Regions from separate parts of the Homo sapiens genome. Here region 1 is linked to region 2. A link is an interaction called in ENCODE POLR2A ChIA-PET data of the cell type or tissue named here. Cell type or tissue: OCI-LY7. All regions are shown on one strand.

Evidence for each region. ChIA-PET counts read pairs that join two places held together with the same protein. Peaks named below come from ENCODE experiments on the same cell type or tissue, not always from the same donor. Only the 100,000 strongest peaks of a DNase experiment are listed, where the experiment ranks them.
Region 1: POLR2A ChIA-PET joins it to region 2 with 8 read pairs; 3 of 35 experiments call an interaction of 5 or more read pairs at or near these places.

What each region holds. Positions count from the first base shown.
Region 1 is chr1:165,672,433-165,677,432 of GRCh38, reverse strand. All of the region lies in intron 6 of ALDH9A1 (aldehyde dehydrogenase 9 family member A1), which reads left to right. It also overlaps the pseudogene RPL21P27. Among named protein-coding and RNA genes, the nearest start is that of ALDH9A1, 24 kb to the left of the region's middle. In OCI-LY7, no CTCF peak of the experiment used is centred here; no DNase peak of the experiment used is centred here.
Region 2 is chr1:165,736,544-165,741,543 of GRCh38, reverse strand. The region is part of intron 6 of TMCO1 (transmembrane and coiled-coil domains 1); the gene reads left to right. Among named protein-coding and RNA genes, the nearest start is that of TMCO1, 30 kb to the left of the region's middle. In OCI-LY7, no CTCF peak of the experiment used is centred here; a DNase peak (open chromatin) is centred at 2,553.

The DNA.
Region 1 (5,000 bases), 64 kb after region 2:
TGTGCTCTGGAACCAGCCATTTCTCTGAAGGAGGCCTGGTTCCATTATTGTTTATCTGTTTATTATTAATTTTTGAGACAGGGTCCTGCTCTGTTGCCCAGGCCGGAGTGCAGTGGTGCTTTCTTGGCTCACTGCAATCTCGGCCCCTCCAAGGTCAAACAATCCTCCCACCTCAGTCTCCAGTGTAGCACACCACCACATTCAGCTAATTTTTGTATTTTTTGTAGAGACGGGGTTTCACTGTGTTGGCCAGGCTGGTCTTGAACTCCTGGGCTCAAGTGATCCAAATGCCTCGGCCTCCCAAAGTGCTGGGATTGCAGGCATGTGCCACCGTGCCCGGCCTGTTTTTTATTTTTTGTAAACTTTTTTTTATGATTTAGAAGGACTATCTTCAAACCAGTACAAGTATTTCATAAATAATATCTGATTGTTTTCTAACCAGTTGAGTAATTTGTTGCACGATAAGCCACCTCACATCTTTCAGCAAGAAAAATACTAAGTCTGAACAGTAAAGACATTACACAATGAGTTAGGACACAATTAAAATCTGCTTTAAATATTTTTTTGGGGGAGAGGACACCACACTTCTCTACTAAATAAAGAGAAACAATTTTGCAGTCCAGAGGTCTTTTATTTTTTTATACCTATCATGCCATGAATTCATAGGGAATAGGTTCCAGCAGCTCAGGCTCCTTCCCGTTGGTTCTCACACAGTGGGATTCCCTGGGTGGAGTAGGCTGGTGCTTCAGCTGAAACCAGGTACCTTTCTCTTTGGCTTCCTTCTTTTTCTGATCATCTTCTTTCATGCATTTCAGAAGCTATCTTGGGTCTTAGAGCGCTTAATGTGCTCAATGTGCACGTTAATTCTCTTGGCAAGAATTTTGCCCTTAATTTGTTTACAGCAGTGCCAACAACATGCTGGGTAACATTGTAGACTCTTCCAGTTTTTCCCAGGTAATGCTTTTGGGCATTCCTTTTTGAATAGTACCCGTTCGCTTGATGTCTACAGTATTGCCTTTCTTATAGATTTGCATGCACGTGGCCCAAGGAACAACTCCATGTTTTCTAAAAGGCCTAGAGAACATATATTGGGTAATTCTTCTCTTTCCCTGTGTTTGTCGTTTTGGTGAATTACTGGAAGACGGCAGTACCAACCAAAAGCCCTGGTTCCATTTAGTGGTAAATGGTATTTAGAAACCAAGATCTGAGTGCCAGGTGTGCTTGTTGCTACTGGTGTATCATTGCTTCTAGGCCCTCTCAGAGGCCAGTGCTGGGAAATACATGTTTGTATATATGTCTGTGCACATATCTAGTTCTGTATCTGTCTGTCTACATAATAATAAGTTCATCCAGATACTTTAATTATAGTCTAATACCACAGGGTTCATTTCTGCCTTCTCCCTTTCCATATTTGTATTTGTTCTCTGACAGTAAGAAATTTGACTCCCATTATCCACAATGTTTATCTAATTGCTCATCATAGAATACACTTAGTATTCTAATAATAGTAGTTTCAGATTTGTAAATCCATACCTCTGTGGAAAATAAACCTTCTAATTAGAGCTCAGAATTTTTTTACAGTTGTTTTTATATTCAGCGTGAGAGTATAGTCAGAATACTGTGTTCAAAAGTTACTTGGGTCAGTTCTACCTTTCCTTCACCCTCCTTCAGTGTGGTTATGATACTCATTTAAAATAACAGATTCATTTGTTTGTGTTTGTATTCATTTGGGTTTTATTTCCCCCATCCTTGCTGATTTTAAAATTTTATTTTGATTAGGCAAAACACAAACATGGTTCTAAACATCAGAATTTTACAAAAACAGATACTCAGAAGTGTTACTGCTCCCCATCCTGTGTACTCTGTTTCCAGTGCCTCCTTCCCACCCAGTTTTGTCCATCTCCTGTGGGTAGCCAGTCTGATTTGTTTCTGGTTTTTGCTTCCTGTGTTTCTTTTTCCACAAATGAATAGGTACTTGTATATTTCTTATTCTTCTTTCATACACAAAAGGTAGCACATTAGAGGTACTCTTTTGTACTTTGCTTTCTTTGCTATGTGTGTGTGTGGATGAATATACACACACAAAGAATACATATAGTATAGAATATATAGAATAAATATATAGAATATTCTACATAATCTGTACTATGTATACTTTATATATATATAGAGAGAGAGAGAGAGCACTAAAAATAATTGTGACGTAATGTGAATTTATTTTATTATTATTATTTTTTCGAGATGGAGTCTCACTCTGTAGCCCAAGTTGGAGTGCAGTGACACGATCTTGGTTCACTGCAACCTTCGCCCCTGGAGCTCAAGCGATTCTCCTGCCTCACCCTCCCAAGTAGCTGGGACTAGAGGCATGCGCTACCACACCCAGTTAATTTTTTTGTATTTTTAGTAGAGACAGGGTTTCACCATGTTGGCCAGGCTGGTCTTGAACTCCTGAGCTCAGGCGATCCACCCGCCTCAGCCTTCCAAAGTGTGGGATTATAGGCGTGAGCCACCACGCCTGGCATGAGCCACCATGCCCAGTGTGATTTTAAATATGTATCACAATTTATCCGTTCATCTGGCAATGGGGTTATTTCCTTATCTTGGTTATTGTGAATAATGCTGCACTGAGCATGGGAGTGCAGATATGTCTTTAAGCTACTGATTTCATTTCCTTTGGTATATACCCAGAAGAGGAATTGCTGAATCATAGGATGGTTCTATTTTTAATTTTTTTTTTTTTTTTTTTTGATTCGGAGTCTCACTTAGTTGCCCAGGCTGGAGTGCAATGGCACGATCTCAGCTCACTGCAACTTCCGCCTCCTGGGTTCAAGTGATTTTCCTGCCTTAGCCTCCTGAGTAGCTGGGATTACAGGCATGTGCCACCACGCCTGACTAATTTTGTATTTTTAGTAGAGACGGGGTTTCTCCATGTTGGCCAGGCTGGTCTCGAACTCCTGACCTCAGGTGATCTGCCCACCTCGGCCTCCCAAAGTGCTGGGATTGCAGGCATGAGCCGCTGTTCCCTGCCAATTTTTAATTTTTTAAAGAGCCCCTATCCTGTTTTCCTTCATGGCTATACTAACTTACATTCTTTTTTTTTTTTTTTTTTTTTTTTTTAGTGAAAGGAAGTTTATTAAGAAAGTAAAGGAATAAAGAATGCCTACTCCATAGGCAGAGCTGCCCCAGGGGCTGCTGGTTGCCCCTTTTTGTGGTTATTTCTTGATCGTATGCTAAACAAGGGGTGGGTTATTCATGCCTCCTCATTTTAGACCATATAGGGTAAAATGACGTTGCCATGGCATTTGTAAACTGTCATGGTGCTGATGGGTATGTCTTTTAGCATGTTGATGCATTATAATTAGCATATAATGAGCAGCAATGACGACCAGCGGTCACTCATCACCATCTTGGTTTTGGTGGGTCTTAGCTGGCTTCTTTACCACAGCTTGTTTTATCAGCAAGGTCTTTATGACCTGTATCTTGTGCTGATCTCCTATCTTATCCTGTGACTTAGAATGTCTAACTTCTTGGGAATGCAGTCCAGTACGTCCCAGCCTTATTTTACCCAGCCCCTACTTAAGATGAAGTTGCTCTAGTTCAAACACCTGTGACATTTCCCCTCTCCCTTTTATAAAAGAACCCTTAATCCTAAGGGTTGCAGAGGGACAAAGATCCATCTTCTGTAAACTTTTTCATGCTGAATAGGGGCAATGATATTCCTGTCTAATTATTAGGGTCTCTTGTATTCAGGATAGAGAGGAGCTCAGTCAGAAAGCGTCAGGGTGAGGGTCGCTTATAACTCTGAGTTCCGACAAAAGGTGATATCCAGAGTTGGCCAATCAGTGCTGCAGTCTATTTCTTTTGGGTCGGGAGGATCTCCTCAGTATTGTCCCTTCCATGGTTTGCCAGAAAGATGTTACTGCAAAGGGGCCCTGATCCAGACCCCAAGAGAGGGTTCTTGGATCTTGTGCAAGAAAGAATTCAGGACAAGTCCATAAAGTGAAAGTAAGTTTATTAAGAAAGTAAAGGAATAAAGAATGGCTACTCCATAGGCAGAGCAGCCTATACTAATTTATATTCTCACCAGCAGTATACCAAGATTTCCTTTTCTCCGCATCCTCACCAACACTTGTTATCTTTTATCTTTTTGATAATAACCATGCTAACAGATATGAAGTGATACCTCATTGTGATTTTGATTTGCATTTTCCTGATGATTAGTGATGTGGAGCATCTTTTCATAAACTTGTTGGCCATTTGTATGTTTCTGGAAATATGTCTATCCAGGTCTTTTGCCCATTCGTAATCAGAGGTTTTTTTTTTTTTTTTTTGCAATTGAATAGTGTGAGTTCCTTATATATTGTGATGATTTTTTTGTGTGTATGGTAAAGCCTAATGTAAAATTTACCAATTTAACCGTGTGTGTGTGTGTGTGTGTGTGTGTGTGTGTGTGTGTGTGTTTGTATTTTTTTTATTTTTTATTTTTTTATTTTTTGGAGACAGGATCTTACTCTGTTGCTCAGGCTGGAGTACAGTGACATCATCCCAGCTCACTGCAGCCTCAACCTCCCAAGCTCAAGTGATATTCCCACTTCAGCCTCCTGGGTAGCTGGGACTATAGGCATGTGGCACCATGCCTGGCTAATTTTTGTATTTTTTGTAGAGATGAGATTTCGCCATGTTGCCCATGCTGGTCTTGAACTCCTGAGCTCAAGCAATTCTCCTGCTTCAGCCTCCCAAGGTGCTGGAACTACAGGCGTGAGCCACCACACCTGGCCTTTTTGAACCATTTTTAAGTGTAGAGTTCAGTGACATTTAATACATTCACGTTGTGTACAACTATCATCATTATTCATCTCTAGAACTTTTTCATCACCCCACATTGAAAACTGTGTACCCCATTAAATAATAACTCTGTTTCTCTCTCCCCTCAGCCTCTGGTAACCACTAGTCTAATTCCCGTCTCTATGAATTTGACTATTCTACGTACCTTTTATAAA
Region 2 (5,000 bases):
TAATAGTTTTCATGTTACACTCACTCAGATGTACTTTTTGCTTCTGTTTTTCCTTATTTCTGAATGCCTCCCTCTTCTTCCTTTTAAACACAATCAAGTTTTAAGGCTTCCTTTTCTGGCACATATTTTCTGGCACTTACTGCATTGTGAAGGTTAGCTATAAGAGGAGCATGACTAAAATACAGAAATATCAAAAGACTATTATAATAGTGTAGCAAAAAATCATTATGTTATAAACTATAACAGTGAAAAGAGGGATGAAAAGAATGGGAAAAGATTGAGAAATAAATAGAAGGGGAAACCAGCTGAACTTAGTTATTGATTTAATGTGAAGGAGAAAGGAAAAACTAAGAGGACTTTCAGGTTTTTTATTTTGGTGACCAAATGGGGACTAGTTTCACTAAGAGACTGGGAATAGAAGAAAGAAGAGTATGTTGGTTAGAAGACACGCTGAGTTTGAGGTGTTTGTTGAATAGCTAAATGATTATGTCCACCAATAAGTTGTACTCTTGCTTAGCTGAGGTATATACTTAAATTTTTGAAATGGTCTCTGTAATAGAGCTGCCCTAGCCCATTTTCTGTTGCTGTAACAGTATACCACAGCCTGGCTAATTTATAAAGACAATTTAGCTCACAGTTCTGCAGGAAGGCCAAGAGCATGGTGCTGGCATCTACTGAGGGCCTTCCTGCTACATCATAAGATGGTGGAGGACATCACATGGTGAGAAGGCAAGAGCGAGAACCAGAGAGAACTCACTTTTATAGCAAAGCCACTCGTGATAAGGAACCCACTCCAGTGATAATGACATTAATCTATTCATGAGGGCAGAGGGATTACATTTCCACCACATGAACTTTTCGGGGACACATTCAAACCATAGCAGGAGTTTATTGTGAAAGCTAAGGTAATGACAACACAGATCTCTTTTGGTTTAGCACAGATCCTTTGATCTCTGTGGAATATTGGTCTTTAATTTGTTAAGTCTGAAATTTTAAAATTGTGGCTTGGGTTGACATCTTAATAAAACACAATATGATGGGCCAGGCGCGGTGGCTCACGCCTGTAATCCCAGCACTTTGGGAGGTCGAGGCGGGCGGATCATGAGGTCAGGAGATCGAGACCATCCTGGCTAACACAGTGAAACTCCATCTCTACTAAAAAAAATACAAAGAAAATTAGCTGGGCGTGGTGGTGGTCACCCGTAGTCCCAGCTACTCGGGCGACTGAGGCAGGAGAATGGTGTGAACCTGGAGGCGGAGATTGCAGGGAGCCAAGATCACGCCACTGCACTCCAGCCTGGGCAACAGAGCAAGACTCTGTCTCAAAAAAATAAATAAATAAGTAAAACATAAAAACACACGATGTATATATTTCACTTTAAGCAACAAAGAGCAATTCTGAGTTTGTTGTTGTTGTTGTTGTTATTATTTTGAGACAGAATCTCACTCCATCACCCAGGCTGGAGTGCAATAGCTCGATCTCGGCTCACTGCAACCTCCGCCTCCCTGGTTCAAGTGATTCTCCTGCCTCAGCCTCCCAAGAAGCTGGGATTATAGGCACCCACCACCATGCCTGGCTAACCCTTTATATTTTTAGTAGAGACAGGGTTTCGCCATGTTGGCCAGGCTGGTCTCGAATTCCTGACCTCAGGTGATCCACCCACCTGGGCCTCCCAAATTTCTGGGATTACAGGCGTGAGCCACTGTGCCCGGCCCCATTCTGTTTTAATTTCAGGCAGATTTTGTTACTTTACTTGTGATGGATCAATAGTAATCTTAGATGCACCAAAAAGTCACCATCTAAAACTGTAGAGTTTTCAAAATGAAATAAATGTTGTTAAGAATTATCATTTAGAGCCAGGCACAGTGGCTCACACCTGTAATCCCAGCACTTTGGGAGGCCAAGGCGAGCAGGTAGCTTGAGCCCAGGAGTTCAAGACCAGCCTGGGAAACATGGTGAGACCCCATCTCTACAAAAAATGCAAAAATTTAACTGGGTATAGTGGTGCATGCCTCTACTCCCAGCTACTTGGGAGTCTGAGGTGGGAAGATTGCTTGAGCCCGGGAGGTGGAGGTTGCAGTGAGCCGAGATTGCATCACTGCACTCCAGCCTGGGCAACAGAGCCAGACCCTGTCTCAAAAAAAAATTATTTAGGAAGTTCAACTCAAGCTGGTCTTTACACTCCTTTTAATTATTTCTAAAAATGTGATGAGTTGTGTGTCAGTTATTTTATCAGGAATGCAAAGCTCATTTTCAGTGCGGATCGGCAAACTGTTTCTGTAAAGGTCTAGATAGCAAATATTTTAGGCTTTGTGGAGAACTGAAGTGTACGGTATATGCTATTAAGTTAAAATAAGAAAATCTGCAGATCCTAGACTGGTACAGCCTACTGAAACATGCTTGCTGAATACAAAAAAGAGGGGGAGGTGGGCAGCAAAAAACACAAAAAATTTTCATATGTTTGTTTTCAGTTAAGGAGGATATATACTAACACTTTTTATTTCCACTTGTCCAGGTGTATGCAAATTCAGTGTCTAGTGAGGGCCTGTTTCCTGCCTGGTTCATAGAGAGTGCCTTCTCTCTGCATGACACGCATGAGAAAAAAAGTCTATAAGGACTATAGTATTGCATAGCTAATGTAAAACTGTTGTATTTGAAGGATCTGTTCTTTTGGTATATAGTTGTCTTCCCCAAGATCCCAGCTGAATTCTAACTACTTATTGCAGCATCCTCAGTGATAGTCATCTTGCAGATAATTTTATTACTTAAATTCTAAAAACAAAAATAGTCTGAAATACTTAAAGCTTGGAAAAATCACAGAAGTCACCTACCTTTATACTTTTTGTTTTATTAATTATAAATTGTTTCTCTACCTATTACTCACTGTTAGCTTATGCACAAGAGAATTATGAACATATTAATATATCCAGTCTGAAATGCCTTAACAGCATTTGAAGTGTTATCATGGAATATATGCTTCTTCCTTTGAACTAAAATCCTTATTAGCCTGCTATTTCCACATGTTTTATTTGCTTTTTAAGATCTTAGGTTACATGTTGTTGTTTTATTTGCTTTTTAAGATCTTAGGTTACATAAGAATTGACTCTATGGTTGCCTGCGAAATGAATAGTCAGAATATGAGGATTTCAGAAACTCAAATTGTAGACTGTACCGTGATTTTCCCATGAATGCCATTGGCAAAGAAATAGGCCTGGTTTTTCGGTTGTTTTGTTGTTGTTTGTTTGTTTTGGAGACAGAGTCTCGTTCTGTTGCTCCGGCTAGAGTGCAGTGACGCAATCACAGCTCACTGCAACCTTCACCTCCCAGGTTCAAGCAATTCTCCCATCTCAGTTTCCTGAGTAGCTGGGATTACAGGTGCATGCCACCACACCCAGCTAATTTTTGTATTTTTAGTAGAGACAGGGTTTCACCATGTCGGCCAGGCTTGTCTCAAACTCCTGGCCTTAAGTGATCTGCCTGCTGTGGCCTCCCAAAGTGCTGAACGCCTGGCAGCTTTCCAATCTTAAGTGTTCTTGGCATAGGAAACATGGAGGCATGAACGTTTGTAATGGATATAGGGACTACTGAATCTAGAGCTGTTGGTGGGCTGTAACAGGAAGTGAAGCTTGTCACTGAGAAGGATTGCCTGAATCTTCACCTCATGGTATAGCATTAAGGAATTTCATTTTTCTTTCTTGTGCTTCTTATAGTGCAAGTCTGCTGGTGACAAATTCTCTTAATCTTCATTTATCTGAAAATATCTTTATTTTATCTTCATTCTTGAAGGATATTTTCATTGGACATAGAATTCTGGTTTGGCTTTTTTGTTCGTTTTAACCTTTAAGCATTTTAAATGCCTTTCCACTGTTTTCTGGCCTCCATTGTTTCTGAAAAGTTCTTCATGTCTTTGTGTCCTCGTAAGTAATGTCACTTTTCTCTAGCTACTTTCAGATTTTCTCTTTGAGATTGGTTCTCAGAAATTTGACTGTGATGTGCCTAGAGTATTTTTATTTAAAGTTTTTCCTGCTAGGACTTATGGTTTTCATTAAATGTAGGGAAATTTCAATCATTATTTCTTTAACTGTTTTCTGCCTCATTCTCTCTCTCTTCTTCTTCTGGAACACCAGTTGCTTATATATTAGTCATTTTGGGTATTGTCCAACAGGACACTGAAGCTATGTTGAATTTTTTTAAATCTTTTTTTTTTTCTGTTCTTCAGATGGGATAATTTCTGTTGATCTGTCTTCAAGTTCACAGACTCCTCTAATCTGTGTTAACCCTAAGCCTACCCAATGATTTTTGAATTTTAGGTAATATTTTTCAGTTTCAGAATTTTTGCTTTATTTGGCATCCTTCCTGAGATTTCTTGTTTGTTAATATATTATGAGCCATATTTTATGTCCATAATTATTTAGCTGCTTTAAAAACCTTGTCTGCTGGGCTGGTGTGGTGGCTCATGCCTGTTCAGCATTTAGGAAGCTGAGGCAGGAGTTCAAGACCAAGAGCCCAAGAGTTCAAGACCAGCCTGGATAACAGAGCAAAATCTCATCTCTACAAAAAATACAAAAATTAGCTGGGCACAGTGGCATGTACCTGTAATCCCAGCTGCTGGGTTATGGGGACTTAAGTGGGAGGATTGCTTTAGCCCTGGAGATCGGGTTTGTGGTAAGCTGTGATCGCGCCTTTGCATTCATGCCTGGGCGGCAGAGCAAGACTCTGTCTCAAAAACAAAACAAAAAAACCTTGTGTGCTAATTCCAACATTTGGAATTTGGACTCCATTCCCTGTTCTCTTTTTTTTGTTTTTTGTTTTTTTTTTTTTTGAGATGGAGTCTTGCTCTTATTGCCCAAGCTGTAGTGCAGTGGCATGATCTCGGTTCACTGCAACCTCCATCTCCCAGTTCAAGTGATTCTCCTGTCTCAGCCTCCTGAGTAGCTGAGATTACAGGCACCCGCTACCATGCCCGGCTAATTTTGTATTTTTAGGAGAGAGCGGGTTT